Regions from separate parts of the Homo sapiens genome. Here all the other regions are linked to region 3. Evidence: chromatin loops called from intact Hi-C (ENCODE). Cell type or tissue: endothelial cell of umbilical vein. All regions are shown on one strand. Links, peaks and the distances in the headings refer to the core of each region. The heading gives the core; the rest is flanking DNA. Region 1 has its middle 35 kb from the start of PLSCR5. Region 2 overlaps LOC107986045 (a long non-coding RNA gene). Region 3 holds the start of LINC02032 (long intergenic non-protein coding RNA 2032). Region 4 holds the start of ZIC4-AS1 (ZIC4 antisense RNA 1). Region 5 overlaps LOC124909496 (a long non-coding RNA gene).

What was found. Peaks named below come from ENCODE experiments on the same cell type or tissue, not always from the same donor. Only the 100,000 strongest peaks of a DNase experiment are listed, where the experiment ranks them.
Region 1: it touches region 3 in a loop (16-fold over the local background); 4 of 110 quality-filtered maps call a loop at or near these places.
Region 2: it touches region 3 in a loop (8-fold over the local background); 2 of 110 quality-filtered maps call a loop at or near these places.
Region 4: it touches region 3 in a loop (11-fold over the local background); 13 of 110 quality-filtered maps call a loop at or near these places.
Region 5: a loop joins it to region 3, with 2.7 times the contacts of the local background. A loop is called at or near these places in 11 of 110 quality-filtered maps.

The regions. Positions count from the first base shown.
Region 1 is chr3:146,637,303-146,643,723 of GRCh38, reverse strand. No RefSeq gene overlaps it. Among named protein-coding and RNA genes, the nearest start is that of PLSCR5, 35 kb to the right of the region's middle. In endothelial cell of umbilical vein, for the core only: CTCF peaks have their summits at 2,677 (motif pointing right) and 4,798 (motif pointing right); DNase peaks (open chromatin) are centred at 2,233 and 2,683.
Region 2 is chr3:148,944,169-148,950,589 of GRCh38, reverse strand. The region is part of intron 2 of LOC107986045 (a long non-coding RNA gene); the gene reads right to left. Among named protein-coding and RNA genes, the nearest start is that of GYG1, 44 kb to the left of the region's middle. In endothelial cell of umbilical vein, for the core only: a CTCF peak has its summit at 3,139 (motif pointing right); a DNase peak (open chromatin) is centred at 3,149.
Region 3 is chr3:148,072,572-148,078,992 of GRCh38, reverse strand. LINC02032 (long intergenic non-protein coding RNA 2032) reads right to left here and starts at 834. Exons shown (of 2, transcript NR_134937.1): 1 at 736-834. In endothelial cell of umbilical vein, for the core only: CTCF peaks have their summits at 1,475 (motif pointing right) and 2,683 (motif pointing right); DNase peaks (open chromatin) are centred at 1,502 and 2,702.
Region 4 is chr3:147,381,643-147,388,063 of GRCh38, reverse strand. ZIC4 (Zic family zinc finger 4) reads left to right here. Exons shown (of 5, transcript NM_032153.6): 5 at 1-2,018. ZIC4-AS1 (ZIC4 antisense RNA 1) reads right to left here and starts at 1,202. Exons shown (of 2, transcript NR_046703.1): 1 at 965-1,202; 2 at 1-745. In endothelial cell of umbilical vein, for the core only: CTCF peaks have their summits at 3,117 (motif pointing left) and 4,256; no DNase peak of the experiment used is centred there; H3K27me3 peaks cover 4,590 bases.
Region 5 is chr3:147,940,347-147,946,767 of GRCh38, reverse strand. It overlaps LOC124909496 (a long non-coding RNA gene), which reads right to left. Exons shown (of 2, transcript XR_007096280.1): 2 at 6,065-6,209. Among named protein-coding and RNA genes, the nearest start is that of LINC02032, 130 kb to the left of the region's middle. In endothelial cell of umbilical vein, for the core only: no CTCF peak of the experiment used is centred there; a DNase peak (open chromatin) is centred at 2,997; H3K27ac peaks cover 1,287 bases.

The DNA of each region.
Region 1 (6,421 bases), core at 683-5,682, 1.4 Mb after region 3:
AATATAGATAATTATTAATAAATGAGATATTTTGCATTTTCTTTATATTTAAAGTAAGTTTTCAAAATTCAGTGTATATACACTTTCGTCACATCATAATTCAATTAGAAATTCTGTTCCTCAATTGCACCTTATGTCAACTGTTTAATGTCATATGTGCCTAGTGGCCACAATATTGGACAGCAGAACTCTGGAGTCTGGAAGGCACTTGAAATGTAATGTTATCGGAAGAAAAATAAACGCCATTAGTTCACAAGACAACACACTATGGCTTCCTAAATGGTTTCCCTGTTTTCTGTCTTTGAACATTCTGATCATATCAGTAAGACCAACCATATGACCAACAAGTTAAGCAATACAGACTATAATTTAAATCTTTTTATCAGTTTGTCTCAATTTAGTTTTCAACTTAGTGTCTAAGTTCTGACCCAGCCTGAGAGTTTTCATTACTGCACTGCCGCATGTTGCTTAGTCAACCCTGCAGGACTGGGTGTCATTTGGAAGGGGTGATATTCTCCCAGGGAACATTTAGAAACTTGCGGGGGCATTTTTACTGACTTGCTGACTTGAGTTTGCTATTGTCATTTAATGGGCAAGGAACAGAGATGCTAAATATCCTGTCAAGGATAGGAAAACCTTTTTTTTTTTTTTTTTTTTTTTTCAGTGGAGTCTTGCTCTGTCGCCAGGCTGGAGTGCTGGAGTGCAGTTGCATGATCTCCACTCACTGCAACCTCTGCCTCATGGGTTCAAGCGATTCTCCTGCCTCAGCCTCCCGAGTAGCTGGGACTGCAAGCACATGCCACCACGCCTGGCTAATTTTTGTAGAGACAGGGTTTCACCATGTTGGCCAGGATGGTCTCCATCTCTTGACCTTGTGATCTGCCCACCTCAGCCTCCCAAATGCTGGGATTACAGGTGTGAGCCACAGCGCCCGGCCCAAGAAGACATTTTCTAACCAAAATGCCAATAGTTGCTCCAGCTAAGAAATACGCGAGCTCTCCAGAAAAAGGAAAAAGAGCCAAGATGTGTACAGTTTGCTAATTTTCATGGTGTAAATTCTCGCATTATGGCTAATTTCAGGCAACCAACCTGAAATTTTTTAAAAATGGATATAAAGTATTTTTAAAAATTCCTTTTTTTGGTGTAAAATTAGGGCTCCTAATGCCAAAAAACATGTTTGAAAAATATATTATAGTCACTTTTACTTAAATCATTAAAAAGTTAGCATATATAACAAATTCATAGTAAAGATTAACTTTATCTGATAAGGGAACTGCGAGCTGGAAAAAAATTAAAAGTTGACTTTAGAATATTATTTAATGTTTTATTTTTTATGAAGAGATAAAGAGAGTACAATAATGTAATAGTTACGTGTGCATATATATATATACATTATGTGTGTATATATACAATTTTAACAAAAATTTAAAAGCACTGACAACTGTGATTCTATTTGAGAGGGAGACAGAAATTATAATCTCACATGGGAGTTGTATTATCCTTAGTTTACTTGTATCTACTTGAAGAAACAGGGAAAACATGCTTCCCATTGAAATACATATATTTTTCTATCCCAAACTGTCAATTTTGAACTTAAATATTTAACTTATAAATTACTATTTTATCCTATATTCTTTCTGAACCTTAAATCCCATATAAACTTTGAAAATATAAAATATCCAAATACCCTACATTGAAAGAACTTCTTAGTTGATTTAAGAAAATCATGTAACTTTGAAAAAATTTTTGTTTTAATACTTTGTATCCTTGTTGTCTAAAGATTTCAAACTTTTAAAAGGCCAGGTACATAGTTTCATGATTTTAACCTAAAATTGAAGTATAACTCTACATTTTTGCATTCATGGTAATATATAATGAAAAAGATTAATGAAAAACACTTGAAAAGGTAAAATTTCTGAATTTAATGAGAAACCAAGCCAACGTATATTTGGAAACTATTATCTCTGGATTAAATATAAGTTTATTGGATATTTATATCAATTTAGAAATACATACATGTATTGAAATACTAATAAACTGGCATAGAATTTTTTCTCTAAGAAATTACATCTCCCAAGTATGTATAAGGAGGCTGATATTTATTGCCAGTACTGTCATAATAAAACAAATGTGCTTTTCATTTTAGGGAAGCATTGTTATCAAGAAAAAAATAAACAGGGCTTATACTATGAAAAATACTTTCATAGAGAAACCAAAAACATGACATCATATCGCCCCCTATTGTTTATAATGGGGTATGCATCAGAAATAGTTTCCAAATTGTATACAAATAAATGGACATTTTGGTAACTAGTGGTGACTTTCAGAGTAGACACAAACATTAAAAAAAAAAAAAAGAAACTGGGTTCTTAAGAGGGCACTTCCAAAGAGTTTAAGATTTACAACTTGAATAATTTGCCCACTGAAAAGGAAAATTTCTAAGAGCTCCAGAAGATACAAAGTAAAACCCAATTGAGTGACAGTAACAGAAAATTTAATTTAATGTGTATTTTGAATTAATATGCTTAAATATTTTCTATCTTATGAAAATAATTACCCCAACAGACACCATACATGCCCATATAAAATGGGTATCATATAACATAACCCAAACATTCAAGCACCATATAAAAATACCCCAAAATACAATCTCTCCCAGAGGAAAGCAGGTGTGATAGACGGACTAGCCACATGATGGCAATATTTCACCATGTAGATGCAGATAAACCAGCATTTGAGAGTGAGAATCTCCTTGAGTTAAAGAAAGTGCTTAAAATATGAAGTAAATAAAGGTCTATCTTCTGAAGTAAATATTACCTAAACCCCTACCAACTATCTCCATTTTAGTATGAATCAATATGCCCTTTACAATTTTATTTGGTGGCTATGTTAATTTTCACATATAATCTACTCTACATGCAATGCATACATTATTTCAACCTTTTAAAACATTCTATTAAATTTAAATTTTCAATATGTGAGGAATATGATGACCCTCCCCCTCAGAACAGTTATGTATTATTGAATACTATGTTGCAGACCTGAGCTACCTCCCTAATCTATTCCAAACCTAAGGCCTCTCCCTCAATCAGTCCCCCAAACCCCTTCCTAGTAGGAGAACCCGACACACACCTTCTGGACTCCACAGCTGTTCCTGCCATCCAAATGGCAAATAGCCCTAGGGTTTGTGGGAATCTGATTATCCTTTAATGGAAATGCCTAGAGTGGGGAAATAAGACATTCTCATTCTCCTGACAGCTGGGCCCAAAGTGGCTTTCTAAGAGAATCTTCAATTGTCTATGATATTGATGACAATTAAACAATTGGGTCCACAACATTTGAAAGAACCAAGAGGTAATATTTGATTAATTACTGTGATAAAGATAAAAGCAAGTGACTATTTTTCTACCATGTAATATCTTCATGTTATATCTGTAACTTTATATGTAGTGAAAGTTAACTCATTTTCTGAAGTATTCTCATATATGCACTATTTATTCATTCACTGACTTATAAGGTGATAAGGGTGATAACTTCTCTACATATTAGCATACAATCCAGATCAAAGATGCTATCTTCTTAGAAATTAACTTATGTCATTGTATCATTCTGCGATCAGAGGGCAAGGTCTCAGCCCTCTCACATATGGGTACCCTGCATCATGAGGAAATTCATTCAAGACAAATTCTAAGTTCTTTTTACAAACCCACCACTACTGAAAGAGAAAGCCTCACACCACATTTCAAAAACTAACCAATAGCAATATTTTGGCTAAAAAAAAAACATGTTCCATCATTCAGAAATCAGTTGGAAAGCAATGAGTATAAAATACACACACACACACACACACACACACACACACAAATACATAAAATTAGGACTACATTACAGTTTGCATGACTAACGTTCAAGAGGACGTAATAATAAATATGCATTTCAAGGAAATCAGTTAGACATGAAAAATGATTAACCACATAACAAGTAACAGGTACTCTGAACATCATAGTCATATATATAGATGTGTGTGTTTGTGTGTGTGTATAAATATATATATTTGATATTACAGAGCAAAGATGAAAGAAAATATACTGAGTTATTCATAAACATTTTTGTACACTGATTCCACTTGTACTCAAGATCCCAAAACCTGTGCACCCCCAAAGCAGATGAAGCCGTTATAGTACAGAAATTCAAACTTGATAGAATACTGCTATATATATTTACAAAATAAAGATATATTTTCTTGTTTCACTGATGTTACAGAATATTTCTAAAAATACATTTATTTCATAAGAAAAAAATGTGTCATTAGAAATTTTCTTTTAATTTACAGCTAACCAAGAATTTTAGGATGCTTGATCAGTGTTGTTCCATAGATCAGTGATCTGAGGAATCATTAGTAACCGTAATTTACACGCAGGACGACTGAGATGTAAAAAAGCCAAGGAGTAAGTTGTGTCCTGCTGACTTGTTGTAGAGAGAAGAGGGGAAAAGGATTGTAAAAATTTTGTACAGGGGAATTTTGTTTCTTGGCAATAAGAAGCTCATACACACAAACATGGGTATTCTCATCCTTTACTAATAATATATATGGGTATAGAAATAATTATGGATTAAATTATTTCATTTACCATTTAACTGTAAAAGATGAAATGTTAATGACAAGTTACTAGCAAAGTATTTTATACTATTTATATCTTATAAAAATAGTTATTACTTGCATCTTTAATTTTATTCCACAGAACTTCTCTGAAATATCAAAACAAATGTTTTTGTCCTCATAGCACATTCTTCTTCCCACTAGGTGGCTCTGTTCTGAAAATTTCTCCTCTTAATTTTAAAATTATGAATATTTATAGTTTCTGTTTTTAATTGTATAGATACTTTTTATTAAACACACATTTACATTGTGCTAGGCACTTAACTAAATGCTTTATTAGTGTATCTAAAGAAAAAGCAAAAAAAAGTAAGTAAAAAATAATTTAAGTATTTATTTTAGTGTAATAAATATTAGCTACCTGTTCTTGGACACTTACATATCAGGGATCCGAACTTTTGCCCTAATTATAGATCTGTTAGGATAATTTCAGCTACATTTTACACAGAAGTCAGTTCAAAATGGCCTAAACAAAAAGGAAATTTGGGGCCTATATATTAGATAGTCTAGGGTTGAATAATCTGTCTGTTCTACTCTGTCATTAAGTACCAGCTCTTTTGGTGTCACCATTCTGCCATTAGCAGCTTCAGTTTAAGGCAGTTCCAAGCCGCATGGCTTTAAGATAGTTACCAGCACCAACCAAAGCCACATATTTTCTTGTTCCTAACTAGTTCAAGAGAAAGAAAACACCTCTGCCCTAACAACACACCAAAATTTCATTCTATTGGACTAACTTGGCCAATTTGGTTATATGCCCAGTAATGTCACCAGGGGAATGCAATGCACTGGCTGCCATATACCTAAGTTTCTGAAAACTGACAAGAGGAGCAGGAATTTCAGGATTTCCTGGGAACCCTCAAGTATCTCCTGTTGGATTTGGGGACAATTTGGTAAGTCGCATGACACCTACATGTATGTGAGGAATGCACAGATGTTGGGAAGTCAACCACAATCTCAACTCCCTCACTGAATAAATACACCATCCAACCTAAATTACTTAACATTCATACCTAATATTTACCATCCCAACTCTGAGTCAATATGTTTTTGTTTCGTTTTAAAAAGACTTCCCTTTGAAGTCTTTTGAGGGTTTGTTTTTTTCCGCAACAAAAAGTTACCTTCAACTCCTGAGCATACTTTTTTATAATATAGACATAGCTAAAATCCACATCCCTTTGAAAAAATGAACATGAAGAAAATATTTCACTTTCAAAGTAGCAAATATTCTTAGCTCTGGTATATGTGTACACTATGTATTTTTTGATACATAGCGTATACATACATTATGTACTTTCTGATAATTTAGACATAAAATCAATTACCTATTCTAGTTAAACTTTCTTGTGCCTTACCCTAGACTGTGTCGAATAAGGCTAGTTTCTAACAGTGCATTTAAAGATAATAAAGAGCCCACTTGAGGTAAACATGCATTTTGAGGGGCATTGTATACAGGGTTTGAGGTCCAACAGGTTCAGACATTTGCATGTAATGAACACTGGTCATGCTGTTTTAATTTTTTTTATTCTTCCATTGCATCTACTATTTCTTCACATAATATTTGCCTCAAAAATAGTTAACTAAAGTTTTTAAATCAAATATTTACTTATCACAGTCATGATTACACTTAGAGCAGATTCATATTCTAATTACATTTTTTTCAGTTGTTTTAGATTTATTTCATTATGCAAATTTAAGATCAAGATGATGCTGATCACTTCACAAAAGAAAAAATGCTATACAAATTATTTTAAAAAGAGAAGGATG
Region 2 (6,421 bases), core at 887-5,886, 870 kb before region 3:
AGCCTGAAAATTGGCTTTCTCTCAGTGCATAAAGGCTGGCCCTATGGAAGTGGTAGGAGGAATGAGGTTCATTGTTGAGGAGAAATGTCTTTTGAAAGGGAAATGACATAATGGCTTTTACCCCTAGCTCATATTAGAATTACTCGATACCCAGGCCCCACCCCCAGTGATTTATGTGATTACTGTTTAAAGGAAGGAGAACATGGATGAGGAATGAGGCCCTCAATACAAAACTTCCCTATTTACATTTTTCCTTAGAGCCATCTTTGGAGGAAAGGTGGGATCAGATTATTCCCTTTTATTAGTGTTTTCTCAGATATTGTAAGGCTACCCCATTGATGTAAAAACTATGTTTACTGTTACAGGGAAGAACATTTGAAAGCAATTTTTACTTGTACATTTTATTGTATTGTATGTTAGAAAAATATGGCCGGGCAAGGTGGCTCAAGCCTGTAATCCCAACACTTTGGGAGGCCGAGGCGGGCGGATCACGAGGTCAGGAAATTGAGACCATCCTGGCTAACATGGTGAAACCCCATCTGTACTAAAAATACAAAAAAATTAGTTGTGTGTGGTGGCGGGCACCTGTAGTCCCAGCTACTTGGGAGGCTGAGGCAGGAAAATGGCGTGAACCCAGGAGGCGGAGCTTGCAGTGAGCCGAGATCGCACCACTGCACCACTGCACTCCAGCCTGGGCAACAGAGTGGGACTCCGTCTCAAAATAAATAAATAAATAAATAAAAAATATATATATACACCAAAGTCGTGATTTCATGGCAATGATATAGTTTTTAAACAACTAAGTTCATTTATGCAAAAATATAAGCCAACTGGCATACACATATTAGGTAAATTACAGTAGAGGTGGTACACAGATATGACAAGAATCAAGACGGTATGCAAGACTTTAGGCTGGTAAACACTGGTAGAAGTTGTTTTATCAAATCTTTCTGAAAGAGGTGAGAAATTCAGAGCAATTCTGAGATGAGAAAGAGGTGCAATTCAGAGCAGTGCTTTCAAACACTGGACTGAAAAATATGTGGGGCTGGCTGAGAGCTTGTGGAAAATAGAGATTCTAGGTTCCTGCCTAGAGACTTCAGCTCAGGAGATCTATGAAAGATATCCGGTCACTCTGTTGCAATCAGGTGTGGGAACCTTGCAGATGGGAGTCATACTTCCTTGGGCTCGAAGACCAGTAGTTCTTGGTAATTAAACTTATTTTAAATATTTGCTGTCTGTGAAGTCTTTTAACTGTTGTTGATTGTTGCAGTATGGCTTTGAAAACTTCTAATTTTTAAACTGGGCCTCTGGGTCTCAAAACTGGGTTCATGTGTGTAAATTAAAATACACACAAGTGAGCACACTATATCCCGGCCAAATACACATTTTAATTTGATTTAACCAATAAAACAAACGGGAATGAATTATACCATTAGGCTCAACAGGGCTGCCAGAGCAAACCAACAGCGTGATGCAGACCAGGCATGGGAGTCATAAAGTGCACGCTTCTAGTGGAATGGAAGATGCTCGAGTGGGAGCTGTTTCATGGCAAATTAATGTTTACTCGGTGAGTTTCAGAGGAATCATTGTGAGACAGCTGGAAGAAAGGCCCTGTATGGGAGGACTCTGAGATGGAAACCCTGTGTTGGGGCCTCAAGAATCCTGTGAGAAGGTGACTTAGAGACTTAGAGGGGAGTGGGTGAGAAGGAGGTGAGAAACCAGAAAGCTGAAATCATGGATAAAAGAGAAATAGGAAACTGTTAGCACCTGATAAAATCCTTTTCCTGAATGACAGCAAATGGTTATTCCTGAGGGGGGAAAAAAAAGCAAAATATTATCCCAGAGGGAATTAGAAAGCAGAATAAGTTCTTGATGGAAAGCAAAAAGGTCAAATATAGGCTGGGTGCCCCAGTGGTTCATGCCTGTAATCTCAGCACTTTGGGAGGCCAGGGCGGGTGGATCACCTGAGGTCAGGAGTTTGAGGCCAGCTGGACCAATATGGTGAAACACCATTTCTACAAAAATACAAAAATTAGCCAGGTGTGCTGGTGGGTGCCTGTAGTCCCAGCTACTCGGGAGGCTGAGACAGGGAATTGCTTGAACCTGTGAGGCGGAGGTTGCAGTGAGCTGAGATCACGCCACTGCACTCTAGCCTGGGCGACAGAGTGGGAATCCTCTAAAAAAAAAAAAAAAAAAAACTCAAGTACAGATCTATATAGTTACAGGTTAATATCTTAAATTTTTGGAGGCAGGCCTTACTTAGTTCAATGACTGTTTTATAGTCTGACTTGGTAGGTGTTAGGTTATATGCCCTGATTTGAGAGTCAGAAAAAAATGGTGATAGCATCTGGGGTGTGAAGCCCAAGGTGGCCCCCAGATAGTCCTGGTTGGTGTAACATGGCATGTGAATTGCAGAACTTCAGAATTGCAGGGCAAGGGTTGTGGGATCCAGGGATCCCACAAGGCAAAGGGGACAACTGCCCCAGGCCAGGCTGCTCAGCAGGGCTTCCGGCAGCACTAGCCACTGTTTTTCACCTGCTTTCAGTTAAAAAGTCCTTGCCACAGATTCCTAGTCAAATCCTAATTGTCCTCTCTCCCTCTGATGGAAAATTTTCACCATGTTGAGGAAGGTTGGGACAAAGCTTAGTTTTCTCTCTTTTTTCTTTTCTTTTCTTTCTTTTTTCTTTTCTTTTTTTTTTTGAGACTGAGTCTCACTCTGTCACCCAGACTGGAGTGCAGTGGCAAGATCTTGGCTCACGGCAACCTCGGCCTCCCAGATTCAAGAGATCCTCCTTCCTCAGCCTCCTGAGTAGCTGAGATTACAGGTGCAAGCCACAACGCCTGGCTAATTTTTGTATTTTTAGTAGAGACAGGGTTTCAGTTTAACTCTGTTTCCTTTCCTTCTCTGTTTCTTCATAGGCGTATATATTTTTCTGGCTTGTTTAAATCTAGTTTCAGTGTGTCAGTCCCCTTTTTCTGTTGTTCCTATGGAGATTGAAGTCACAGGATTTTGGGTGCAATTGTAAAAGACATTGGTTTTATGATACCTTGGTTATATGTGGGATAATTTTACAAACTAATTTGAATTTTTTGACAGAAAATAAGAGTTTAGCACAGTCTCCCCACTAGGTGTCACCCTTGATCCAATGAAACCTGGCTAGTGACATAAGAAGCACATCTATAAAATATACCTTTATTACCTTGGTTCTATAAACATGAATAACAAAATATCCCCACTTCTGTGTTCTTAAGTCCTTTCCTGGTGATATCTGTCATAAAAGGCGACCATAGATCAGTTCTCTGGAGGACTAATTTCTATCACAGAAGGTGACATGCCACTCCTTCAACGACGCAGGCCAGCGGCCAGAGGAGAAGCCTCCTCAATTCACCGATTGCTTTTTATGACACAGGACCCCGCCCCTTCGGAGATCACATTGGACTCTCCTGTGATTAGAGCCAGTGTTTACAAAACGCCCTATTTCTGCTTGCTGCTTTCTGAAGTGCTGTGTCCTAGTCTTTCCAGGCAGCACTTTTCCCGCCTCCACCTGTCTGCGCTCCTGGGCATGCGCCGCGGGCAGAGCTGCCACTTCCCACCTTATGGAGCAGCGGGCCCACGGGTGACGTTCAGGAAACTCGCAGCCCGGGAGGCTGCCCCGTCGCCCATAGAGCAGCGCCGGGGCGATGCAGGCCAAATCGCAGCTAGCTATTATTAATATTTCGAATTTCAGAATTTGGAATTATTTAGATCGGCTACAAGTATTGGCTAAGTTCTATTTGTTTCCCTTTGCACTGCCTTTAGAGATAAAAATGGACATACAATTTTGAGTTAACAGGAAAGCAACTGATTTGATCAATCTGATTCAGAAATATTGTCTGGGGTTCTAAATAAAAATATATTTTATTACTGTTTTAAAATTTTTCTTTCTTCAAAATATAAGGAATTCACTTTCAGAAAAGAAATGGGGCACTAATAATAAGTGTTTATATAGCACTTTCCAGTTCAGGAGGTTGCTCAAATCCATTATCTCCTGTTATTTTCAGCACAGCTGTGGGAGATGGGTATTATTGCTACCATGCCACTGACTGGGCCTAGACCTGTACCATCCCATGCCCGTCCAGCTGAAATTTTAATCAAGACCTCATGACCCCAGAAGCTGTAATAGCCATTAAGCCAGTGATTCTTAACCAGGGTGTGCGTCAGTATTTCCTGGTGACCTTTTCAACATATGTACGGCCAGATCTACCCTGGACCTCCTTTGTCAGAATCTCCTGGCTGATACTGGATTCTTTCAATAAAGAAACACATAGCCTAGCATCAAGACAAGGTAAATACTTAAGGTGATGGATATCCCAATTCCCCTGATGTGATTATATGACTATAAAGTTACCACATGTACCATGAAAAGGTACAGCTATTATGTATCAATACAAATTAGAAAATAGAGATGCCCCTTTAGGTATAAATATCACGTCAGGTATGGGGACAAATAAATGTTTTAGGAAGAAACAAAGCAGAGTGAGGGGGTGGAGAGTGACAGGTGGTGCTGTTTTAGAAAGCGCCTGTTAAGGAAGGCTACACTCTCTGCGAAGGGACATTTGGACTCAGACCATAGTGAAGAGGAGCAGTAAATATCGTGGATGTGGGTGGGAAGGGGGTTCCAGCAGAGGTAACAGCAGATGCAAAGTCCCTGAGGCAGGAGCGTGCTTGGTGTGTGGAGGAACAGCGAGGAGACCAGTGTGGCTAGAGTGGGGCTGGTGAAGGGGAAGTACTAGAGACAGGTCAGGAGGGCAGCCTGGAGCCAGATATTAGTCCTTCACCTGGTGCTGTACAACCTTTAAAACAGGCGCAGGTACTCCTTTAAAACAGGGGCAGTGCTTTTTTCCCCCCTCTACCTTGCTAAACAATGAGCAAGAAAAACATGGAAGATAAAAGCACAGCTAAAATACAGTCTTGATGAGCTGCCACCATTGCAATCACCATGAAGCTGTAGTTCAGGGCTGTTAGGGAGACTGAGAAGAGTGAAAATGGTTAGTGGTGAATGAGTAGCTGCTAATTTGATAATCACCGTGAATCCGAGTGAAACAGATTTGTTCCCCTCACTGTCTACAATTTACTTTTATTTGTGATTGAATTGTAATTTCCATTTAAAATCATTATAAGGAAACAATACGTTCCCATCACACTCACTTAAGTACCATCCTGGAGGTTTTAGTTTTGCTTTAACATTAAATCTGGCCATGCTGTCTTTCATTCCTACCATCAGGGCTTTCCCTTAAGCAGATGCTGTTCTTTTTCTTGTGTGTATAACATGGGAACAAACCACACATGCCTGGAGAAATGATGATCCTGTTTCATTTTTAGATAACTGCAGATTGGTTAGTTTTGAAATTTTCTCTCAAGAGAGATAAATGTCTTTCCTAATTTTTTAGGAAAAATGCCCCTTCCATATAGATATAACTTTAAAAATATTTATTAAGGCAGGAATAGAGTGCCATATCCACAAAGTTTAAATCCAGTACTGTAGTGGATCGTAAACAATTAAACAACTTACCATGATGAGTATAGTTGCATTACACAGTGTAATTTATTTTCCAGATTGATTATTTTAACTACGATATGGGAAATAAAATGTGCTATGATTGGTCACTTGTTTGTCAGCTGGAATAGTCAGATTAAAGAGGGCCCCAAAAGAGAAATGCAGGTAACTTTGTCTGTCATAGCACAGTCACAGAGCTCACACTCTGAGTGGTTGAAACATAAAGGTAGGTAATGACTTCAGAAAACAGGTATCTTCTCAGGCCTCAGCATACTGTTGTAAGAAGCAGAGGGTGAAATGAGATGCAAAGTGTGATATATAAATGTGCACAATGTGATATAAAATTTAAAAAAAATGTATATTTAGACAGGGTCTCATTCTGTCACCAAGGCTGGAGTGCAGTGATGTGATCTCGGCTCACTGCAGCCTTCATCTCCCAGGCTCAAGTGGTCCTCCCTCCACAGCCTCCCGAGTAGCTGGGACTATGGGCATGCACAACCACGCCTGGCTAATTTTTGCATTTTTTTGTAGAGACGGGGTTTCACCATGTTGCCCAGGCTTGTCTCGATCTCCTGGGGTCAAGCAATCCACCTGCCTTGGCCTCCCAAAATTCTGGGACCACAGGTGTGACCCACTGTGCCCAGCCAGACCTTACGTTTGTTGAAACAAAATCATCTGTTTACCTACGCATTATATAATATATAGAATGATATACTTGCAATATTGCCAGTAGTATTTCTTTAATAGAGGATGGTTGAATTTTTATTTGGTCACTTATCTATACTTTTTAAGATAAACACATACTTATATAATTTTAAAAATGTGTACCATAGAGTTTATATACTTTTATAATGAAGAAAAAGCACCAATAAAAGTTTTTTTTT
Region 3 (6,421 bases), core at 762-5,761:
GTGATTGGCTGATAAGCTATTTAATGAAATAAAAGTAGTATGCTTCTGAAATTGATAGAGAAGTAATACTTCATTCCTTGCATGCTTGTAATTTGGATGACATTTTGAAGCATGTGCTCAAGTTGTACAAACAAAAGCACACAGCAGAGCCAAACATGGTTTCAAAGACACCAATATAGCTAACTGTCTGCTGAGTAATTTGTGACATTTTCACACATTTCCTTTCAGTGATATCACAAAAGTAGTCACAAGTGTGTATCATGGATTAAATGATTCTCTGCCTTACTATATACCTGACCACAATCCCCAAGGCAAAACAATATTTTGGGATACTGATAGCTGTATTTTCTTTGTAAGCTGAAATATTAACAAAGACCTAGAGTTTCCTAAAAGAAATATTAGGAGCATTTTGATAAAAAGGCTCATTCCAATTAAACCTGGGTTGAAATGTATTTCTTTCCAGTCTGCCATTTTTATCTCATATGACTGTAAAATTCTAAAATTATTGATGCTGTGTTTTATAGTTTAACAAGTGAATTACTTAGCAGTCAAAAAAAGACTATACAAGTTTTATATGGGTCTTCAGATAATTATCTAAAACAGTTTCTTATTAAATAAGACTTCATGTGCTTTATGAAAAACTGGAATGTGTAGTGTCATAATATTATAAATTAAGAGCAAATGTAATTTAAAGAGGAGCTTCACTGAAGCTTCTAGGAGAAATAAAGATCATACCTCTTCTTGACAGCTGTGATTCTGTTTTTACAGACGTTGTTAATGTTGAACCCTCTCTGATGCAGAGTATGTTCTTACTGTAGCCAATGTTCTGCAAACCATGTGCTTCTAGCTCAGTGGAGAAATTAACCACATTCTAATGTGACTTCAATGTTCTATGACATGTGATAAATCCGTGTTCTGAAAGAGCATTTCTGGTTAAATTAGCATAAATCCTCAAAGATTATTGACAATTGGGTTGCTATCAAGCATATATTCTTCTTTTTTTCCTGGATTGACTTTGCTCTTTCTTAAATATAGAACATTTAATAAACATTTGTGGAAACAAAAAAATGTTAAGTAATTTTTTTACAGCATTTTGACCTTTTCATCTTCCAGTTCTAACTGGGAAATGTGGCATTTTCAGAAAAACTATTGCTAAAGCTTGGCTTCTCATTTTCTACAATATATAAAAACTCAAAAGATTGTAATTACATATTCTCTACACTATTTGGTGTTAAGTTTTACTATACTCCTCTGCTAGTAAGTTTTTTTTCTTTTTCCTTATTAAATACCTGCATTATTCTGTTTGGGTTTTCCCCCTCACTAATTAGTTTTTGGTAATGTAGAGTTGTATTTTAAAGACCTGAAAACAAATCGTAAATAAGGTACATTTATTAACAACAGAGTCCCTGGTTAAGATTCTCTAAAACAGCAGAAAGAAAGCTAAAACTATTTTTTGTTCTCTTTTTACCAGTAGGTGTCACTACTGGGACTAAAAGGTAGTGATCTCAAGCCATCTAACAGAATTTAATTTTAAGATCAAGAATTACCTGTATGATCCAAAGGTAATTTACTGAGCCATGCTAACCAAACCACCCTGTGAAAAGTTACTTGGTCAAATTTATCTCAAAATCTCAACTAAACATTTGAAATACACATTTGAAATGTGAAATGACCCTACTAACAATATGCTGGCAAGGGACCCTGAGATATCAGATATTACAGCAAAAAATAACTCATGGAATTTTTGAAAGATATAAGAGAATAAATGTAATTTGAATAGTATTTCGGTATGATCAGATTTCAAAAATATTGGATATAAAAATGTTGTAAAACAAGAGGATTAGGGTTTTGCCTTTTGAAAAGTTTCAAGATTGCATGTAGTGTTACCATAATATTCCACACTTGAACAAAGACATTTATGGAGTCAGGTTTTCTTTTTTCAAAGAGAAAAGTCCCTGAGCTTCCTTATATAGAGACATCATAAGTATCTTCATCCTAGGAAATATTAAATAACTTTCAACTTCTCGTGGAAAAATTAAATCTTTACTTTTTTTCCCCCAAAAGTGACTTCACAAAGCAGTGAAGCTATTTTCAGCCTAATTTCATGAAAATATAGTGCAATGATATTTTCAGGTTAAATATCACTTGAGGGGACTATATTTTGTTCACATTTCCTAGGAAATCTTAGCAGTAAACTTTCGCTTTTTGATTAATCAAAATATTTCATGGGCACTTTAGTTTCATCTAAAGATTTTATTTCAGTTTTTAGTTGGTTGTGGGAGATATATGGATATGTGTGTGAACAGTGTGCCTCCCCAACAAACAATGTCAAGAAATACAATTTCATATCAAAATAGTTTTAAATCTTAAACTTGAATGGGAGCGTTATGTACAAAGAAAAAAAAGATTACCTGTTATTTCTTTGTTGAATAATCTTAAAACATCTCTTTGAGTCCAAGCAGCTCATACATCAGAGCTTGAGGGTCCTTTTATTACCTGAGAATAAGCAGTTAGATATGACAGCTTCAAAAGTGTGAATGCCATTATTCAATGTTTTATACAGTATATTCATTGGTCATCCATCTGGTGTGCAACTTTCCAATAAAAAAAAGCCGAAAGTCATTCTCCTGCTTGTTTTTCCAGGGCAGTTCCGCAAGGACAACTGCACAGAGACAGATTCGCCAGTAGAGGCCTCTCTAGATTTGCCTTCTGATTACAAACTCAGAATGTGCCTTGAATCTGCTGCAGTTAACACAACTACTTGAAAAGATTCTTGTTGCATAGGGAAAAAGATCACTCTTTAATGCCCTTTTAAGTTCCATGATGTTGATTAATGTTGCCCTTTACATTAATGATGTTTCAAGTAAAAGAAAACAAATTTAAAATGGATAAATTCTATTGAGGATGCATTAATTAGACAGAGACTTTGCCATATGCTGTGGCTGGAGGGCTTGCTGGCCTTTCTCTTGTAGTTACCTGTGTAAAATCCACCCTATCCTCTACATGAATGCCCAAGCTGAATAGCCATTTGAATGAAGGCTTTAGTTTGATTCGCCATACAAGGGGTACTGTGTCACTGTGTTTTCTTTCTAGGAGTCACTAAGTGATTTCTATATCTGTTGTCATGGTGATATAGCAAAGCAGGGGAAAATGGGGGCAACTTCAGGCTTTCTCCTCACCCTCTGGACTAAGATGTTGTTAGCAAGCCTATAAAACATTGGGCTTTATCTGGGCCTTCTTTTTGTTCTCTGATTGTCAATAAAACTCATTTTAAGGGTAACAAGGACATCTAAATGTCATCTGTCACAGTGTTAGAGAGATTAAGTTTGTTTAGGGACTTGTGCTGGACAAAGGCCACTATTTGTTTCGCAGATACAAAGCAGTGTTGGCTATCACCACTCTTGATTTAGAAGGAGGCCCAGAGACCATCGAGGAAATATCATCTCAGTTGCAGGTGTCTTGACATGACAGCATTAAAAAGACAGAAAAATAGTTATGGTTTTGAATGGGAATCTGCAGTTCTGTTTCTCACACCCCTTTGTAGATTTCTCAAACCTAAAGTCTTCTCCTAGACTAGATGGAAGAATTTTGAGTTCAATTTCTGAGGGCTTCAGGCCTGTGTAAAAACATGACATACGCATGATGGTCTCTGAATGAATGATAAAAGAGAGAAAAGAGGTTTTGCAAGGAAAATCCAACAATAATGTATACTGCATTAATTCAACATTTGCTCAATAATGAGGCTAAATGGAACGTACAGATTAATGAAGACATTGGTGTTATTAAAATCAAATCCTGTGGTTCGTATGCTTTTTTTTTAATAATGAACATTGTGGCTATTGGAGAGGAAGAACAGGATTTTTTCTATTAATTTGGCACACATCCCAGATCTCATTCAACCAGAACCTATCCCCTGCAAAATGCAGCCCATGGCCTTTATGTGCCTTATTCTTTCTATTTTATATGTGTTAATTTGAGTGAAAAAATATTTTCTCTCTATAAAAATATTTCTAAAGTGAATCTGGAGCCTAAGTAATAATTCAATAACATTAAACTAGGATGCTTTTTCTAACATAAAGAGGGATTGGAAATATACAAAATTACATGCATATAATGTGGTGCTCACATCACATCTGCCTGCACTATGTAAATTGATGCAGCTTTCTTGGGACTTCTAGAATCTGAGTACATCAATGCATCTCAAATACTATATTATAGAAAATATTCATGGTAGCGAGGGCCACTATGTTGAAACATAGATGAACTATTATAAATGTTGAGCAATGGGAGAATCTTTGTTTACCTTTTATTATGTCTCTATAATTTGGATATTTATGAAATATGATGAAAACAGAGTAGTATGGTTCATTTTACTATATCCCTGTGGGCACAACCCCACATATAACACACTTATGTGTACAACAAACACATCACCTGGACCAGAGTTGACATTAGGAATGACAATGATAAACTCCCTCATGATCACGACTCTGTGGAGAAAGAAAATATACACTTATATACGCTTATATAGTAAACTTGAGTGTTCTTAATTCAAGCTCTCTCAAAGCAACTTGAAAATCTGATTTTAATCGTGCTGAAAGAGATCTGGGTGTACAGCCATAAATGCTTTATATATCAACTATTGGATGGATTCCATATTAGTTGTAAATTTGGTAGTTAATGATGAAGAAGCTAAACTCATAAAGACTAACATCAACATCTAGAACTAGACCTTGTAAAAAATAAAGTAGGAAGTTGCACAATCACATAGTTGTTAATATACCTGTCATACTAAACATGTGTAACTACGAAAAAGACTTACAGCTGGACTCCCTTTTTATAAAATTCCTGAAGCAATTACCACCAAGCTCAGTTTGATTTCTTTTTTAGATAGAAAAATTTATTCTACACAAACTATTGAAAGCAAATACAGTATTGAGATGCTATTACATCAATATTATGGGCCTAGATGACTTTTGTTTAGTATCTTAATAGCTCAGTCATTTGTTATTCATTCAGCCACACACGGGACACCAGGGTGTTATGAAGGACAATACTCTTGGGGCATTTTGAGTTCAATTTTTGTTTCTCTACTTATGCAGAACATGTGTTGGCATCAGCCATGGTTACAACAGGGGAATCACAATATACAGTGAAGTTTTACCACGTTGCTCTGAGATAATTTTTCATTTTTCAAAACAATCATCAGAATAGCTGAAGTATACAGTTCTGGTGCTTTATTATTAAAGTTACTGGATATATGCTTTCTTTCTGCTTTTTAATCTCATTTCTTGTGGTTTTTCAGATGAGGCATTTTCTGAAAGAATAAAAAGCAAATTCCTAATAAAAAAGGGCATTAAGCTGCAAAATAGGCCAACAACATGAAATATTTGTTATTTATACTTATAGGTAAAACAAGTTGACTGAGAAAATAAATTGGATATGTCCACTCATCCCCAGAAATACACAGGACACAGCGCGAGCGCGCGCGCACGCGCGCGCACACACACACACACACACACACACACACACACACAGATTTATATACATAAAGCTTTACTAGTTTGTCTTCAAGAAGACATCAATGTTTTCTTAGAGCTTTTGTAGCTTCACAGTTCAGAGTAATTCTAATTAGAAAAGTTGAAGGAAATGGATACTACAGGGTATCATTCTTTTTCTAAATTTCTTGAGATGAAAATCCTCTAAGTGCCTTTAAGTAGCTATGCAATTTGAACAAATTATTTAATTCCTCTAGCCTCAGTTGTCTCTCAAGGAAAATAATAGGGATGGGATTAGATAACCTCTAAATCTTCTTGCACTTTAAAATGCAGTTAACAAATTCATAATAAGGTTTTCAGTTTTTAAAAAATGTTTAGTGTTTTGAAAGCAACTTTTTATTAAGAAAAAAACAGAATTGACAAGAGCTCTATGGTTAAGAATAATATTCAAAAAAAAAACAGATCTGTTTAAGATTTACTGTGCAAAATTAAGAATCCAGCAATTGTATTCTGTAAGTACTATAGTCTTTTCATTTCTAACAAATGCATAGCAAAAAAGTTCATCAAATTGGTTCTAAGTTAATTCATCAAAGCTACATATTATTCTGGATTTTTAACCATGCCTTTGCATTCAGGAAATAGTGAAACAACAAATGAAAACTTATTAATGAAATGAACTTTTTATAACAAAAAAAATGTTTGATGAATAATACGCTTACTTGATATGTCATTGTCACTTGAACCAAATGAAGCACTTGAGAATGTTTCCTTTCCTCCTGCTCTCCCATTCTGCTTCCAAAATTTTGAATCATTTTTTCTATTGTTATTTAAAGCAATCATACAACATCTAAATTTATCATAAAATAGCTGACTTTGGTGGATAATTTCTACATGATCAAATTTCCTTTCCACCTTACAGAGCA
Region 4 (6,421 bases), core at 745-5,744, 690 kb after region 3:
TGGCGCAGGGGACACTTTCAGGAAAGGGAGGAGCACAAGGACTCTGTGCATCTTGACTGCACCCCAAAGAGGCTCCAGGATCAGGAGTGAAAGATTTTAAAGCAGCCTCCGAAGCTTAACAAATGAGCATTCCAAGCTCAGTTTTGTGCAAATCGCCTTTCTGACTCTTGAGTAGGATGGAGGCTTAAATTTAATGGCGACTTGGGGGGAAGGGAGCCACCCTGGGGGAGTCTGAGGAGTTCAGACTGTGCCCTTGGGAATTTCCACTCTGGCTTTCCGTGCCACTCTTCTTCCTTTCCATCCCAAAAGTCTCTTGCGGCCCCTGAAACTTGTTTCTTTCTAAGGCAGGGTGTGTGGTACCCTTAGGCCTGGACTAGTCCTAGATGCAAACTCAAGAGCCCAAGGCCAAGGGGATGTGGGGAAGATGGCAGGAAAGTTAGAAGTCCATGTTCCCTTAATTGTCTTGTTGTTTATTTTATCCAAGTACCCCAGTGAATAGGGGAAAAATAAACACAGTGAAAAAAAAAATCAAACAGTGGAGTCTTCTTTAGTGCCAGTCCTTGTGGTTGAATAAAAAGGATGGTCCGCTTTCTATTGAGCTGAGAAATCTTTGAAGTGGGAGTTATTATCTGAGACATTCCTGCTTGTCGTCCTAACAACGCTGATGAAACGTAAAAGGTTCTTTGTCAGCGATTTGTTCTCCTCTCTGTCAAACTCCCTCTGCCCCGTTAGTTTCAAACCGTTTCTAAAGAGATAAAAATCAAACTTCTTTTAAAACAATATCCACACACTGCATCAATACATAACTTTAGGTCTAAGTCTTGCTAAGGGATAAACAAAAGCAATGCCTAGACATCAGGGTCAGGGCCTGGTCTGGTGAAGTATGCAGAAGTTGGGGGGCCCTCGGGACAAGCTTTGGGACATGAGGAAAAGAATGCAGAGAGGGTGCAAGCAGAATACATACCCTAAGTCCATAATTGTGTTTCTGCTTCTTTCTGCTCTGGTTTGCATTCAATCAGCCCAAGTTGGGTCACATAGATGGGTTTCCTTTGGGTACCCCTCAGGCTCCTAATATTCTTGCCCAGGATCCTTGGAACTTAAGAATGCAGCCAAGCAATTGTTAATATCTCCTGCTCCTTCAAAGCCACCTCTGCTAAAAATAGACCCATTGTGTGTTTCTTCTCACTAGCAGCAATCAACAAGCCCTTTCTGCCGTTAATAAGAAGGAGAATAGCTGAAGGAGAGAGATATTTTATTAATTTCCTGTTTCCTTCAGAATCTTGGCAATTGAAGTTTAGAAGGTTTGGTCTACAACACAGTGATCGAAAATGCATGTAAATGCCCATCCTTCCCTTCATTCACGTGTGAAGTTGTTCATTTTATATTGTGCCCAGCAAAGAAACTTTCACCCAGTTCAGGTTTCCCCAAAACTCCTGTGGTGGTTTTAAAGGTGGTTTAAATAAATAAGGATGTGCTGGTCCCCCTACTCTGTGTGTGCTGAATAAATGGCTTGTAAAGAAGTTTTTCCAAGCTGTAACCCATGCTGTTATTATAGTTGCTGCAAAATGTTCTTCCTGATATTGATTTTATTTGTTAACTGAAGGTCTCCATATGTTTGTTTATATTGCTAATTTATGAGAAAATGTAATAATTGCAATGAATGTGAATTATACAGACAGGCAAACATTTTGTAATCATAATTCACATATACACAAAAGCCTGGCTGAAATCTTTAGACTATTTGTACCCTCTCTACCCACACTGTTTGTGATTTATCATCTGTCTCTTTAGTGTCAGTTAAATTATGAACTAACTTGAAAATAAAAGTTGTTTGACTGAAAGTGATTGTTGAATGAACAACAAAGTTGAAAGCCATGGCTTGATCTTGTAAATATATAAATGTAAATGATATTAAATCTGTGATTCCTTTTCCCTCCAAAGGCTTTTGTGTACATGGCGCTGCATTTGGCTATTTTCTTTGGAAATAAATAATGTGATGTTTCTCTTCCTCTTTTGAATCCTGGTGTCCTGTTATTGTTTCTTCATCCTGGACGAGATTCGAGGCCCTCCAGAAGCCTCCAATTCTCTCCTCAGTCTTTCTTCACCGCTTCACACAAATATCTCTGGGGGCCTAGTCTCAGGACAGCAAAATGGAGGGACCCCCTAAAGCAGCCATTGTGAGAAAGACTTCTCTCATCTCAATTTCACCCTAATGGCACTGACATCATCAACCAATTTATTAATACTTTATAGAATGGAAAAAGTTGAAAGGATCCTCTCAGTGTCTGCCAGGAAAGGCTACCTTTCTACATTTCCAGCTCAGAGCAACGTCAAATAACCACCCCTGAATTCCCAGAGAAAAGTCCAATAGCTGGTGGGAATCAAAACAAGGAAAGAAAAAGACAGGACAGTTCGGCTGTAAGACCTGAGTAAGCGCTGGTGGAGTGTCTGAGGCACAGTTGGCCGCAGAGATCTTCCTAGCTGGACCCTGCCCCCTCTGGGAGAAGTGATTGCTCAGACCTCAAGGCTCCATTCAGATACCTGCGCGAAGGCCTATGCCTGAAGACTGGGAGGCTACAGCCCACATGACACTTCCCTGGGCCCCGATTGAGATATCTGGTGAGTTTTAGCATCCGATGCACGCACACTCTTATCTGGCCCAGCCACTGGGAGACTTATTTCAAATGAATCACCAGAGCCATCTTCCCTCCTCCACTGCGTGGTCACTGGACCTCTAGATACCCGCATACATTGTTGCCTCTGCACCTACTGCTCAGGAGCCACCTCAGTGAGCAGTTCGCCTGACACTTTTTTTTTTTTTTAACTCCTGAGGAGTTGGTTCCCGTGGGCTTGGTTGGAGCAAGGGGCTGGATGGAGTGGGAAGACAACGACTCCTGGGGTGGGAATGCTGGGTCTCCTTAGATAACACACTAGAGACTCAACTCGTAGGGCAAGGGCTGCAGTCCTGGGTAAAACGTTGGGAGAAAGGATCCCGGCGCGCGAGAGACGCGCAGGTGTGATAAAGGAGGCCATGAGGGGAAACCAAGACATGTCCCTGAGAAAGGAGGTCCCTGGGCATTAACACTGGAGTTAGCGCCCCCTCCCGTTCATTTCGCGAAAGGGCCCCCTTCCTCCGTCTCGCGGACAGGTTAGAGGGGCCTCTCCTCGACCCGGCCTCTTTGAGAAACAGCACTCATTAAAGCTCTTTAACCGACTGAGCATTGTGGTGAGGAGCAGGTGGGGATTAGGAATGAACTCGAGACTTCCAGTCAAGGCTTTTCTGGGGCTCGGAGCTCTCCGCTCAATCCTGCTGCCTGGAGTCTTCACAGCTGTGCCTGCCCATGGCTCCAGAGAGGATACCAGCCCTTCTACCGACACCTTCCCATTCCCCCAGGAAAGCCTTGCACGAGAGGGCGCCCAGGAGTTGAGGCCTAAATCATTCCCTAGAATGCAGAGAAAAGACAGGGTGCCCGGGAGACTCCGCTGTCCTTGACATTCCGCGAAAGAGTTTTGGAGAAGCAAAGGCCTGTCTTTGAACCTTCCAAGTTCTAATTGCGAGGCAGTAGAAGAGGAAAGAGAAAGTGCTCTTAGACACCTCAGTGCCCCAGCCACTAGGAGAGGTGAGATTTCCTTTGAGTCATTATTGTTTGGCAGAGTTGAATAGTGTAACCTTTGACAGAGGGTTGAATTTACTGGTCCCCAAGTGCCCTTGGCTAGCCTCACCCTAGAATTATCTCATTTGCTTTCTGGGGAAGTTACCCGCCTCCAACCCTGAACTGACAATGCTCAGGGAAGCTTGGGGGCGCTTTAGTCGGCTAATGATCCCTACACCTCATCCTGCTCTTTTATTCGCTATTCCTAATTAGAGCACCAGGTAGAAACTGTGCTGGCCTGGTGAAAAGATCTTGGATAAGAGGAGGCAGTCTGCCCTCTTGTACACCTACTGTCCCTGTGCCCCTGGATACATGATGAAACGTCTCTGTGCTTCAGTTCCTTCATCTGTAAAATGAAATTAAAATGAACCTCCTTTGCAAGTTTGTTTTGAGTGTTAAATAAGATAATCCTTTAAACATTTAGAATGTACTTGCTAGTGCTAGTTGTTATTACTATTACTTATCTTGGTATTCTGTCTTTCAGAAACATTCCCCTAGCTCCTCACTGAATCAGGTGAATATTTTCAGTCCCTAGCAGAAACTGTGGCGCCCTCAGGAGCCCTAAACTCCATAGCAGCGTGCACCTCCTTCAGGCAATCCGAAGAATAGCTGAGAGCCCCAATGTCACTTTGTTCTCTGAGACTAACTCTCTGAGAAGTTTATTCTCTGAGAGTTCCAGAGCCCAGGGCACCCGGGCACTGAGACAAAAACGTAAATTAGTTTTTAAAGGCACAAGAAAAATTAGAGAGAATTGAGTTTATTTTGGTGAGGAACGAAGCTGAAGAAACCAATTGCCTTAATGTCGCCCCATGACTTGTTAAGACTGGCATTTCAGTAAACACAATGGCTCAGTCTGCCTTGTGTCAATTTATTTTATCATAAGCCTCTGCGGTTTGGGCTTTTCAAGTCTTGGGTGTGTAAGGTGGGAAAATGCGAGTTGAGAGAGGGGGCAGGCAGCTAGGGGGCTGAGGACAGGGTGTTTGGGCAAAAGTCACAAAAAAGTACATTTTTCCCAAGAAGGCATCAGGACATTTTTCACAATCATGATTTTTTTTCTTACTAAATCCTCATTTCAGAAAAATTAATAACATCTTGATCAACAAGTGACTGAAGATCCCAAAATTACGTACTTCACCAACTTCATTTCTAGGCATCAGGATAGGTTTGCCTTTTCACCCAAATATCTCCAATGAGAAAAACAAGCGGGAGATTCCTAGGAATGTTTTGGAGCTCAGAACCCAAAGTCATTCAGGAAAAACAGAAATTCAGTAGACATTTTGAGGAGGTTTTGAGTTTTGTCCCTGAATTGTCCAAATTGCCCAGTGGCTTTGCAAACATCCAAAGCAACTGCATGGATAAGAAGAGAAAGAAAAAAAGTACCTTAGGGCATGGGTACAGGTCAATCTAGTGTAAATGTGACCATGAGGATGCACTTTGAAACTTGTCCTGCCTTCTTCCCCACCCCCCCCTCATTTAGAGCCAGTGTAGACTACGTGAGCCAAAATGCAGGGAAAGCAATTCAAAACAAGGTGAGCAAAGCTGTACATGATCCTGAACTTGAACAGCCTTGGGAAATGTCTGCAGAGAGAATAAAGCAAAATTTAAAAATTACCTATCATCATAGCTGTGACATGTAGTTGTAGAATTGCAAAAATAAGAAAAAATAATCCACCAATAACAACATTAGATGATGTATATAGGCTATCAGAAGGATGATTTGGTTTTCCCTTGTCTATGACTGAAGGCTGGCCCATGTAAGACAGGATTAGCCACATGAGAATAGTATTCTTTGCCAAAAACTAAAGAGAAACTACTGACACCTCAAGGTCCTTGATTTGTGTCATTGCAAGGTCTTACTTAGGGTTTAACAGAGGCCTCTAGCTTTTGAACTCATTAATGTATTCATTAATCCTTTAAAGAGTACACCCAGCATCTCGGTGAAAAATGTTTTTCCTAAAATGTTCATATTTCTAAGCCATGAAAAATAGGCATCTTCCCCCAAAAGATTTGCTTGTTTATTTCCTCTGAGAGAAGTGAGTTGCCTGATGCACATAAGCTGTTCCTCATCACACTTTAGCCATTTTCACCTGATAAAATTGTTTCAAACATACCACAAAATTTTCCCTACATTTCCTGCCACTGCATTTAGTGAGTAAGAAATTTATAGTGAAATGTTTTCTATTGCCCCCAAGGCTGGCAAACTTTCTTTTATAAAAAAAAATAAAATAAAAACCTGTTGTAGAAAAACAGCCTTTTTAAAAGTGTGAATTATCATTTCATTGTAAAAAGTAAAAAAAAAAAAAAAAAAAAAAAGGAATGGTAATCCAACTTCCGGAAACTGTTGTGAATTATTTCACCAGACCCTTTTAAAAGGGGATTAGCAGGGCTTTGGGAGCAAAATCCTTCTGTTTTATTGAATCTCTGATTTTATGTTATAATTGCAAGCTGTAAAGACTCTGGAATTAGTATGCAGGCACTGTCAGGACCGATGCAGGTGCTATTCTAACGGTTCAGCTTTTTAATTAAGAAAAGAGGTAAGAAAATCGAATCATAAAAACACTTTTGTGAGAGCTGAGAACATTGCGGCAACTGCATGAATAAAGCCTTTATACCTTCCCCTGACAGGTCAGCTACTGAGGCTCTGACTTACGACCTTTTCAGGGCCAGACAATAGTTAACAGCTTTCTCACCTTGTCCCCACAGAACCTTTTCTTCTAGGACGGATCTTATGGAAATTGCCTTAATAGCTTCACTTTCACAAAAGATAT
Region 5 (6,421 bases), core at 833-5,832, 130 kb after region 3:
GTTTTCTAGAGCCTATCTAACTATAATCAAACATGAGTTTTTAGTCAATGACAAATTATTTTGATACTTAAAACCTTGAGTGAGCATTTGATTAATATCCCCTGCCTGTTAACTTTTTCATTGTTTTTATTGTCATTTTAAAAACTGGGATTTGAACTTGTTTGGACTGGTTTTCTCCCTTGTTTTAAGGGGAAGGGAGGGAGAGTAAGTGAAGAGGGGAAAGGTTGTGCTTCTAGCAAGCATGACTAGATTCCAGAATTGTTTCTGTAACTAGAGAGAGAATATGCTTGCAGGTATTCCAGGCTATAGTTCTCTCAAAGATCTTCCCACATGGCTTGCTTAGCTTTTACTTTCATTTTGTATTAAACAAAAAGTCATTTGAGGGCTATTTAATGCTCTGGTTTGCGTTTTCCAATACCAGATAAAAGTTAAACAGATGAACCATTTGGGGGGTAAGGATTGGGAAATCCACGGCTGCTAAAATGCTTTAAAGTTTCAAAATGGTTTTGTTTTTTTAAACCCATTTTCCATGTTCCAGCAGCTGTGGGTTTTCCCAGGGCTCCCCCTGTGGCTCAAAAGGGAGCTGCTTAATGCTTAACAGATGAGCCAATTGAGTTTTTAAATGCAAAATTAAACTTAAAGTGCACAAAGAGCACAGGGGAATCCACAGCCAAGAATAGACTGGAGGAGGAGAGTGAGCTGCGAGCATAGGGCTGTGGGGAGACACAGACTCATCTACTGCAACCAGCAGCGACTGGGGGGATGGTACAGGCAAGTTTATCTTTTTACCATTCCTCCAACAGGCTGCCGTTATACTCCATAGTACCAAAAGTTTTCTTTGTAACTGCTGGTTTTATATATATTTATATGTGTCTGTTTTTAAGAGCGAAAAAGAGAAAGAAGAAAGGAAGGAAGGAAGGAAGGAAGGAAGGAAGGAAGGAAGGAAGGAAGGAAGGAAGGAAGGAAGGAAAGAAAGAAAGAAAGAAAGAAAGAAAGAAAGAAAGAAAGAGAAAAAAGAAAGGAAAGGAAGGAAAGAAAGAAAGAAAAGAAAGATCAGCTCTGTAAAACAGGAGGACAAACATGTTTTGCTCTCCACCAGGTTTGTTCTGCCAGTGATAGTGAGAGAATTTGGTCCCCTCAGGATTATTTTTCCGCTCAGGTTCCTAGGTGCCTTGCTTCCTATGTCGCAGACACCCTTACCAGATCTGGATTCTCAGAACCTTCTACTTTGAACATGAGGAGCTGCGATGATTGTAAACTTTGGTTGAAACACCATTTGCCAAATCACTGGATAAACTGTTTTGTCATTCGTCTGAATATTTGAACATAAAAAAAAAAAAACTGGATTTTTACTTTTTTTTTTTGAGACAAGAGTCTAGCTCTGTCGCTAGGCTGGAGTGCAGTGGCGCGATCTCGGTTCACTGCAACCTCTGCCTCCTAGGTTCAAGTGATTCTCCTGCCTTAGCTTCCTGAGCAGCTGCCCACCTTGGCCTCCAAAAGTGCTGGGATTACAGGCGTGAGCCACTGTGCCTGCCTAAAGCACCAGATTTTGATGCCTAAAAAAAAGTTTCAGATTAACATTTTGGCCAACTTCGTGACAAGTCTCTGAGTAAAAACCAATCATTCTAACACCTTTAAAAATAAAACCTCCCGTCGGGCGCGGTGGCTTACGCCTGTAATCCCAGCACTTTGGGAGGCCGAGGAGGGTGGATCACTTGAGGTCAGGAGTTCGAGACCAGCCTGGCCAACATGGGGAAACCCCACTTCTACTGAAAATAGAAAAATTAGCCGGGCATGGTGGCACATGCCTGTAATCTCAGCTACTTGGCAGGCTGAGACAGGAGAATCGCTTGAACCCGGAAGGCGGAGGTTGCAGTGAGCAAAGATCGTGCCATTGCACTCCAGCCTGGGCAATAAGAGCGAGACTCTGTCTCAAAAAAATAATAATAAATAAAAATAAAGCCTCCATTTTAATTGTGCAAGTGCTTTATGTATACAGGGGCTCCCAACATCATCAAGAGTAAAATATCATTGGTGCAATTTCTTTCATTGAAGATGACAAAAATAACTGTTGAATTCCAAATCATGGAAATCTGTTTGAAAGCCAATTTCATTATTTCAATACGTTTTTCATAGCAATATGTACATTGACATTCCAGAATGGGATACAGCCCAGCTCATCAGACTCACACGGTCTCTCAGATTTTTAGACAATACGTTCTGGAAACATAAATATCTTAGCATTTGAAGGGATATGTCAGTTGTTGTCTATTGCTTTCAAGAAAGTGCTGAGAAATGATAATTCCCATGCAAAATTTCTATTACCTAGATTTTGCATTCATACTAGGCTTTTAAACTTTGCAAACATTGAAAATTCTTTAATTGCTCACTTTTGGGGAAATATATATATTTTTGAACAGAGTCTTTCTCGGTCCCCCAGTCTGGAGGGCAGTGGTGTGATCATGGCTCACTGCAACCTCCACCTTTCTGGCTGAAGCCATCCTCCCACCTCAGCCTTTCCAGTAGCTAGGACTACAGGTGTTCATCACCATGCCCAGCTAATTTTTGTGTGTGTCATTTTTGGAAAAGATGGGGTTTCTCCATGTTGCCCAGGCTGGTCTCTAGGTTTTGGGCTAAAGTGAACTGCCCACCTCGGCCTTCCAGTGCGTTGGGATTACAGGTGTGAGCCACTGCTCCTGGCCTGGAGAAATAATTTTAATAGATAGTAACCAAAAATTATATCCATATGCCAGTAGAAATGTCTTTATTAGGATTCATTAAGAAGAAGATGCTAGAAAGCTTCTAGTTCAGATTTGATTTTGTGGGGGGTTCAGAAAAAGATAACCCAAAGTACAGCACTTTGACATACCAACTACTTAGAACTAAAGCACATTGGAAGGCCTCAGAAGCAGCATCAGGACTAATGTATGCCTCTGACCTTCTCCTGCCCTCCTGTTTCTTGCCCCTCATTCTTCCCTGAAGTGAGTCACAGAAACCAGAATTCCTCTTCCAAGTGAGTCATAGAAACTAGAACTCTTTTTCCCCAAACCAAGCCGTAAAACCTAGAATTATTACCCTAACTTTCCTCTGCCTTTTTGTGTAAAATCTTGTCCATAAGAAATTATATGACCTAATTTGTCTCAAAGAAGATGAGAAGAACCTTATTCTGGAAGGAGTCCTGCCCTATATCCAGGAGGAAAAAATGCCACAACAGACAGGCCAAGTAGAATCCAAACAGACAAGCCTTGCTGGCTTTTCCCACTCAGTATATTTCTGTTAGATCATTTCTCTCTTTGTTCAATCATATTTTTATATGACTGTTCACTCATCATTGAATCTAAGCATAAAAATGGACAGTTTTCCCTTGGGAGACTGGGCTTCATTTCTGAAGGCTCTCATGACTCATAAGACTTTGATTAAATAAATGTGTTACGCTTTTCTCTCATTAACCTGTCTTTTGTGATAGGAGGGTCAGCTGTGATTATTATGATGGGGAGGAAAGATATCATACCTTTTCTGGCCCTACAACATGTTATCAAGTCCAGCAATGATTTGTAAAGTCGCAAGGTCAAATAAGGTTAAAAAAGTACACACGCACATACACATAGGTGTATCTGTATGTACACACACACAAACACACACACACACATATCTAAAGTTACCTATTCAACTACAAATTATATTCCTTAGGGATTTTTACCTCTTTCAGTTCTCCAAGTAAATCTTTTTTTTTCTTTCTTTTTTTTTTTTTTTGAGACTGAGTTTTACTCTTGTTGACCAGGCTGGAGTGCATTGGTGTGATCTCGGCTCACTGCAACCTTCGCCTCCCGGGTTCAAGTTATTGTCCTGCCTCAGTCTCCAGAGTAGCTAGGATTACAGGCACCCACCACCATGCCTGGCTAATTTTTTGTATTTTTAATAGAGACAGGGTCTCATCATGTTGGCCAGGCTGGTCTCAAACTCCTTACCTCAGGTGATCCACCTGCCTTGGCCTCTCAAAATGCAGGGATTACAGGAGTGAGCCACTGTGCCTCATCAGTTCTCCAAGTAAATCTTATTTTTAGTTTTAACTATCATGGCCCTCTCCCATCCTCCCTCAAACAAAACAAAACAAGCACACAACCCAATAAATAAACAAACAAACAAACAAACTATAAAACAGATCATTTTCATTTGGATGTAGTCTTCACCTTCATCCTGATAATTGTCAACTCTTAATTATTTCATGGAACAATTATTTTACCTTAATTGCTTAAATTTATAGTTGATTGTGAAATGATAGGTTGGAGATGAACATTCCTACTGTGCATTTGTGACTGCATATGCAGAGCCTTGTACCTCTTAGCTAATCAAATTCTCTTGAGTCATTGACTAGATCCAGCATTGTCAGTTTGCCTAAAGGAAAGATGCTGATGAGGTTAGGCTCCTTCGAAAGCAATCATATGGTTAATTGCATTAGTGTGAACCTAGCCTTTGTGATTAAAGCCTAGGACTTTCGTTTAGGTAGAGCAGGGCTTCCATGCTTGAAGGCACTCCTTGTCATATCTAGTACTCTCCAGGCCTTGAGGAAATATGCTGAGGCATCAATATATTTCCCTGAGGAGTTGCCATGTTTGGGAGATCATTCAATCATTAGACCATATTCAAAGAAACAGGTTAATTTGAATATGTAAACACTAGATCACATATTCATATATATGCAATCTCTTTGAAAAGATCATCATCAGAATGCAGATTTAAATAAACAAGAACATACTCAAAACTTGACATATTATGTACTTGAATTTAATGTGCATCAGTGCTTGCCCAAAGGATTTTATACCTGTCATCTAATGATGCCTGTATACTGCTACTGGTATGCTTTTCATAGATGTACATTAAAAAGACTCACTGCTCTGTTTTTGAATAAAATCCTATGGCTCATATTTTCACAATTCCAAATGTAGTTATTGCTCATAAAATTTGGTTGGCAACATTTAGGCCACATTTATATACACACACACATCACACATACACACACATATATGCAGGCACACATATACACATGTATATATATGTGTGTGTAAATATGTACATAGATTAAATTTAGTACATAAAACATTTCAAAACTTGTTTTTAAGCTTTAAAAAAATTACATAGAATTAAAATCATTATTCTTTCCCTCTCCAGTGAAATATTGACTTCAGAGTTCACTTTTTATAAAGAAATTCTAAATCATTAAGCAAGTAGAGTACTATCCTTATTTTTTTAAATTACCCAACATACTTTTGGAGTTTTCGCAAGTGGAGGCTAGAATGCATTGATGCATAAAGAAACAGCTATCTATGTCCCAGTAATTCAAATCCAACACCATTTTGGCTAGATACATACTCATGGGAGTAACCAAGGGTAATTGATGATAAGTTCGAATTACTTGCATCTTATTCATCTTAAAATCAATCCCATAAGCTGTTATTACCCTATAGGCAATAATATCATTCTGTCAATTGTGAAAACAACGAAGTTTTATTAATCTTACTGTATTTACTGCTCCTCTATAACCTCATAAAAACTGGCTCCTGTGTATATAAAGCATTTAAGAAACCCTACTTCCTTGGAAATAGATGCAATCAATAAGATTTACCATTTTAAGAAATATTAATGTAAAAAGGGGGTCATAGGATGGTCTATTCTCATCATTTTACATTGTTCTCCAAACAGTTGCCTTCATTTTCAGGGTGAATCTCTGAATGTTAATAGCAGATGCATCACGTGCAGAAGCTGGGAGCATGCAAGCCATGTTAGGCACATAGATTCTGTACAAGGAAAAATGTTACACAAAGCATATTGGATCAGGGGCTTGATTTCAGAAATGGAATCTTTCCTTTCTATTTTAGACCTGTCTGACTCAGTATTACATACCACTATAAAAATTTGCTCATAAAAAGATTAAATATTAAAATTGAATGCAAAGTAATAGAAAAACAAAACCTCTATTCCCCAATGCAAAAATCAAATATGCAAATATGAAAATGAGGGGACTCTGCTTTTTTCCCCCTTATACAACTGATTAAATTGTCACTGCTGGAGATTACATGGGGTTTTATTCCCTTTACAGCCATATTCAATTGGACAGATAGAAAATTATATTGCCACAGACGAGACCCACCACTTGGGTACACTGTGCTTCCAGTTGTTGCAGAGGTCTTTTCCAAAACTTTGCAGCTACCCTTTAAAAAAAGAAAAGTATTAGATGTGGTCATTCATGACACACTAGATTTTTTCTAAAGTCCTTTCCAACTTGGAGATTTCAGGACAAAAACTACTCCTTTTACTTCTACGTATTAGCCTACAGCTTACTTCCCATGTAACAAAACCTTCACCAACACATCCCCTTTTTTTATATATATCTTATAAATGTATGTATGCGCAAATATATGTA